Regions from separate parts of the Homo sapiens genome. Here region 2 is linked to region 1. A link is an interaction called in ENCODE POLR2A ChIA-PET data of the cell type or tissue named here. Cell type or tissue: Panc1. All regions are shown on one strand. Links, peaks and the distances in the headings refer to the core of each region. The heading gives the core; the rest is flanking DNA.

Region 1 (2,919 bases), core at 178-2,677:
CAGTGGCATGGGACTTTGGATTTTTCTTTGGAGTCAGAAACCCATACAATGGTACAATGGATTGACATGTGTAGACAAATGCCGAGACAGCCACGAAAATCTGAAATCCATACATATAAATACACAAGTGGACAACTACATAGGAAAATCCACTTAAAATACATGCAAATATATGGGGGGAAATTATGGGACTTGATGAATCAGAGGGTTGGTGTACAGAAAGGGAAAAGAAGTAAGAAAAAGTGACAAGATGGGAGATAATTGGGTGACTATTAGAAACCAATGTTAACTACAAGAATTCAAAGTCCAGGTGTAGCCCAGAACGAGGTTTCTTCCATTTGGTGCCTCCCCTGTCTTCTGGGGCCTCAGAGTCTGTCCTTGTCCCCTCTGTTGTCCACTTGTGACAGCAGACGGGGAGAGAGAGGTAGTGGAGGGTCACAAGGGGTCTCAAGGGCCAGACCTTCAAGTGGCAAACATCATTTCTGCCCTCTTTCCATTGCCCAGAATTTTCCACTGGCCCACTGTACTACCAGGAGAGATTGGGGTAGGGCAGGCTGAGAAATATACTACTCCTGTGTGCTCGGGAAGAAAATATATTGTCTCTGCCTTGTCTGGACTCTCAGTTTACCTTCTCTCCTCTGTGGTTTGTTTCAGGACTAGGATCTGAGCTCATCACTTAAGAGTTGTCATAGCTATCCTTGGTCATCCCTAACTTGGGAGCCTCCCAAATATCTAAGAAACAGGCTGGTGGCTCTAGTTCTCTTCACAATTAACCTCCAGGTTCACTTTCTTAGTCTCACACCTGGGACTAGAGGAAGGACTTAAACTCATACCTAACTTCACCTTTTGATCTTGATGCCCCTGGGTGTGTAGTGCCAGTCCTGAGCCCTTGGTCATGGGGCCTTTCCTGTACCCTCAGGACCCCTGACTCATGGCTCCCCACCCCCCAACCCCATGCCATTGCCAATTCTCTAAATGCATTCACAAACACAAAAGAAAAGAACATCTTTTTCTGGAAAAAGACTTCAAACATGTAAAAACACCTTTTATTATTTGTTTATTTGTGAATACAAGGGTGTGGTCTTTTATCTAAAGCATTAACCAAGTGGAGGGTGGCAGGTTATAAAAAAAAAAAAAAAAAGCGGGTGGGAGGGAAGGCAAGGACGTAGCAAATTGAATTCCTTTCTTTTCCCAGAAGTAAGATTGTGAAATTGGCCCCTGGTGATTAGGGGACTTTAGCACACCGATGTGGGGCCAGTGACTGATATTCTTATATCCTGCGTTCAGAGTGACTCAGGCAACGTCAACCCTCAGGAAACTCAGATTGCATTGGAAGCCTCTGGCTTCAGAAAAGAAAGAGAGGAAAATGTACAGCTCTTTTGACCTCTTCTAAATACTAGTAACTTTTTAGGTCTTAATTATTAGGAAGGAAGAAGGGAAGGAAGGGAGGGAGGGAGGGAAGGAGGGAGGGAGGGAGGGAGGGAAGGAAGGAGGAAGGGTGGGGAGGGAGGGTTCCCTTTTCCTCCAGGCTCAGCAGTGACATGTCTGGACTGAGGGCAGCCACGGGGCTATGTACTGGTCTCTGAGCTGTCTACCTTACATCAAGGTGCTCAGAGCTGAGAGGGCTGGCCGCGAGTGTAATTTGATTAGAGCTGGATTGTTCAGCATTGTACCAATGGAAGCTCTATGTTAATTAGTGTTCTTTAAGATTTACAGTACATGGCAGGGTACAGTGGCTCATGCCTGCACTTTGGGAGGCCTAGGTGGGTGGATCACCTGAGGTCAGGAGTTGGAGATCAGCCTGACCAACATGGTGAAACCCTGCCTCTACTAAAAATACAAAAAAATTAGCCAGGCTTTGTGGCAAGGACCTGTAATTCCCAGCTACTTGTGAGGCTGAGGCAGAAGAATCTCCTGAACCCAGGAGGCGGAGGTTGCAGTGAGCCAAGATTGCGCCATTGCACTCCAGCCTGGGCAAGAAGAGCGAAACTCCATCTCAAAAAACAAACAAATAAAAAAACCCTTACAGTATAATTGTAATACCTTAGAGATGTGCAGTGGTTTATGGTAAAGAAAAAAAAAGATGCTTATGCCCACTATATCATTTAATCATCACAGCAAAACATGAAGCCACCAATTCCAAGAGGTGGCTATCACAGTCATACACCCTAATTCCTAGTGCTCTCTTTTATTTTTATTTTAGCTATTACAGATAACAATAACCAAAGGATTGAATATTTCACTTCTTTATTATTAGTTTGCATTTCCTTGCACATCCAGTGAACCAACTTCCCAAGAGTTGGATCTGTCTCCAAATTCCGGAAAGGTAACTTTCACCTTTAGTAACAGAGTGCAGCACAGCTGTGACTTCATACCATGGGTGACCATACGACCATCCAGGAATCAAAGGTCTCTTATCCTCCATCCTCTCATTCTTTCTCTTCCCAAAGCACATGTTTCTATGAGACAGGGCCACAGCCAGCAACTCCCACTTCTGACACCAATTGTGTGAAAACACACACACACACACACACACACACACACACACACACAAACTCAAAGTACTTTCTCTATTCTTTCACTCAACAACAATCAACACGGAATATTTTTTGTGACCAAATGTTTGGGGATTCCTCCCCACCAACAAGCAAACAATCAATTCTGCAGCAAATACCAGCTGGATATATACTCCAATTCAATTCTGACACCATCTACCTGGAGACAGCATCATATCCCACAGAATGAGTCTCGGTCCCCAAGACTATTGCCCTTCTTCCCAGCAGTCACAGTCTGGGCCTCCGGAACTTCTGAACAACAAGCTTCAAGTTGAGGTTCCCATGACCCCCTCCTTGGGTTCCATCAATATGGAGTGGCTCACAGAAAAACTTTAGGGAAGTTCACTTATGTTTATCAGTTTAT
Region 2 (2,919 bases), core at 153-2,652, 54 kb after region 1:
TCCAGTGTGTAATCCTAATGTGTTGACTGCCTTCTTTTTGTTGGAAATGAGCATAAAAGCAAATGGAAAGCAAAGAGCATTATAATTGAAGAACCTGATACCTATTCTCTTGGAAATCGCTTTTTCCCCTGCCAAACATTCCTAGCCATTTTATGTCTGCAACAGCTTTTTTGAGATATAATCCACAGAGCATACAATTCACCTGTTACAGCATACAAATCAGTGGTTTTTAGTATATGCACAGAATTGTGCTACCATCACCACAATCAGTTTAAGAACATTCGCATCCCCCCAAAAGAAACCCTGTATCCCTTAGCAGTCAGCCCACCAAATCCACCCATTCATTACACCTGCCCCATCCCCAGGCAACCACCCATCTACTTTCTGTCTTTATGGATTTGCCTCTTCTAGACATTTCCTAGAAATGGAATCATACAATGTGTGGTGCTTTGTGTCTGGCTTCCTTACTTAGCATCTGTTTTCAAGGTTCGTACATGTTGTAGCATGTCTCAGTACTTTATTTCTTTTTGTGGCATCATAATATTCCATTGCATCCTTAGAATTTTATATCCTGAACTAAAAATGTTGTTCTCTGCAATATCAATGCTGCAATAGATATGATGAAGTGACTACATAAATGTATTACCAAAATAATGGCACCCACTCTTACATCACAGGAGGGATGGCTTTACCTGCTCTGTCTTTATTCCTGCTGTCATGTCTAAGCAACTCTAAGTAGCATGGGGCCCATTTTGGCTGAGGTTCCCCCAGAGGCCAAAAAGGTCACTTTGAGTACATCCTTGGATAGCTCCTCTGGTAGAATGGAGGACGGTAGACTGGACACGGGTCACACTGAGGTTCCAGTAACTTCAGGCCTCTTCATCAGAGTGTTGAATAAGAAGCAGAACTTTAGCCTCCAAATAAGGTGTAGTTTTGGCCGGGGACCGGGAAAGCTGAGACACTGCTGGGCTGGGGCCGCCATAGCCCTGGGAACGGAGTATATTCTAGTGAAAGGAGACCAGGTGACTGGCATAGTGACAGCTAAATCTGGAGATATATTCAGAGTTGATGTTGGAGGGAGTGAGCCAGTTTCTTTGTCTTACTTGGCATTTGAAGGTGCAACTAAAAGAAACAGACCAAATGTGCAGGTTGGAGATCTCATCTATGGCCAATTTGTGGTTGCTAATAAAGACATGGAACCAGAGATGGTCTGTATTGACAGCTATGGATGAGCCAATGGAAGGAATGTCATTGGACAGGATGGTCTGCTTTTTAAAGTGACTGGGCTTCATTAGAAAGCTGTTAGCTCCAGATCATGAAATCAAACAGGAAGTGGGAAAACTCTATCCACTGAAGATAGTATTTGGAATGAATGGAAGAGTATGGGTTAAGGGAAAAACCGTCCAGCAGACTTTAATTTTGGCAAATGTTTTAGAAGCTTGTGAACACATGACATTAGATCAAAGAAAACAAATCTCCAGATTGGCAGAAAGTTGATATAGGTGGACTTTTTTAATGGGTCCGTTGAGCCAAGAAACCATGGGTTTCCTGGGGAAAACTTTTTTCAGGTGAACTTCTCCCCATTTAGTTATTCAGAAGACAAGGTATGAAGGTACATATTATCTTATTGGAGTCCTAATTAAAATATTTTTATAAGTAAATTACTGATTTTCACCCATGCTCTTGTGGGAGAGAAAATCATTACAGAATCATGATGTATTTTTTTATTCTGTACAATAACATTTACTAAAACATTTTTTTTAAAGGTGCAGTTTCTAGTGTGCTTTCAAGGATGAGGCAAGAACAGTTCCTACAGCTGAGGCTCTTCTTAGCTAATTGTATTAGTCCATTTTCACACTGCTGATAAAGACATACCCGAGACTAGGCAATTTACAAAAAAGGGGGTTTAATTGGACTTACAGTTCCACATGGCTAGGAGGTCTCACAGTCATGGCGGAAGGCAAGGAGGAACAAGTCCCATCTTATGCGGATGGCGGCAGGCAAAAAGAGAGTTGTGCAGAGAAATTCTCATTTTTTAAACCATCAGATCTCGTGAGTCCCTTTCACTATCAAGACAACAGCCCGGGAAAGACCCGCCCCTAAGATTCAATCATCTCCCACAGGGTCCTCCCACCAGGTCCCTCCCACAACACGTGGGAATTATGAGATTTGGGTGGGGACACAGAGCCAAACCACATCACTAATGCTGAGATGAAGGTGAGCTTTCAGGGCCTGGGGGTCACATGTCCCAGTTCAAGCTTTTCTTCCTTCTGTCACTCATTCAGCACATTGCTCTTTGTGTCAGGAGCTGTGCTGGGTGCCAGGGATTTTGTAATAAACAAAGAGACACGGCCAGGTGCGGTGGCTCACGCCTGTAATCCCAGCACTTTGGGAGGCCGAGGCGGGCGCATCATCTGAGGTCAAGAGTTCGAGACCAGCCTGGAAAACATGGTGAAACCCCATCTCTACTAAAAATACAAAATTATCTGGGCATGATGGCGCATGCCTGTAATCCCAGCTACTTGGGAGGCTGTGACAAGGAGAATCACTTGAACCTGGGAGGCGGAGTTGGCAGTGAGCTGAGATCTCGTCACTGCTTGGGTGACAAGGGTGAAACTCTGTCTCAAAAAAAAAAAAAAAAAAGAGACATGGTCCTGTTTTCATGGGGTGAGCAGTTGAGGGAGAAAGGCAAGCATTAACCAAATAGCCAGACACATCATCATGACCTGTTGTGACAAATGCTATTTTAGAAAAGGGCAGAAGACTGTAACAGTGGAGGGGGCCTAATTTAGCTTGGGGGTGGTGGTTTAATTCTTCCAAAGAGAACCATACTGTAGGGTGAACACTAGGGTATGCACACTAGCTGCACACTAGCTGCACACTAGGGGCCGAGACGCTGAGGTTGCTGAGTGGGAGAGG

What was found. ChIA-PET counts read pairs that join two places held together with the same protein. Peaks named below come from ENCODE experiments on the same cell type or tissue, not always from the same donor. Only the 100,000 strongest peaks of a DNase experiment are listed, where the experiment ranks them.
Region 2: POLR2A ChIA-PET joins it to region 1 with 8 read pairs; 3 of 35 experiments call an interaction of 5 or more read pairs at or near these places.

The regions. Positions count from the first base shown.
Region 1 is chr21:32,441,540-32,444,458 of GRCh38, forward strand. The region is part of intron 1 of EVA1C (eva-1 homolog C); the gene reads left to right. Among named protein-coding and RNA genes, the nearest start is that of EVA1C, 30 kb to the left of the region's middle. In Panc1, for the core only: no CTCF peak of the experiment used is centred there; no DNase peak of the experiment used is centred there.
Region 2 is chr21:32,495,815-32,498,733 of GRCh38, forward strand. The region is part of intron 5 of EVA1C (eva-1 homolog C); the gene reads left to right. It also overlaps the pseudogene EXOSC3P1. Among named protein-coding and RNA genes, the nearest start is that of EVA1C, 85 kb to the left of the region's middle. RefSeq lists an enhancer at 1-131 and a silencer at 2,068-2,236. In Panc1, for the core only: no CTCF peak of the experiment used is centred there; no DNase peak of the experiment used is centred there; H3K27ac peaks cover 1,012 bases.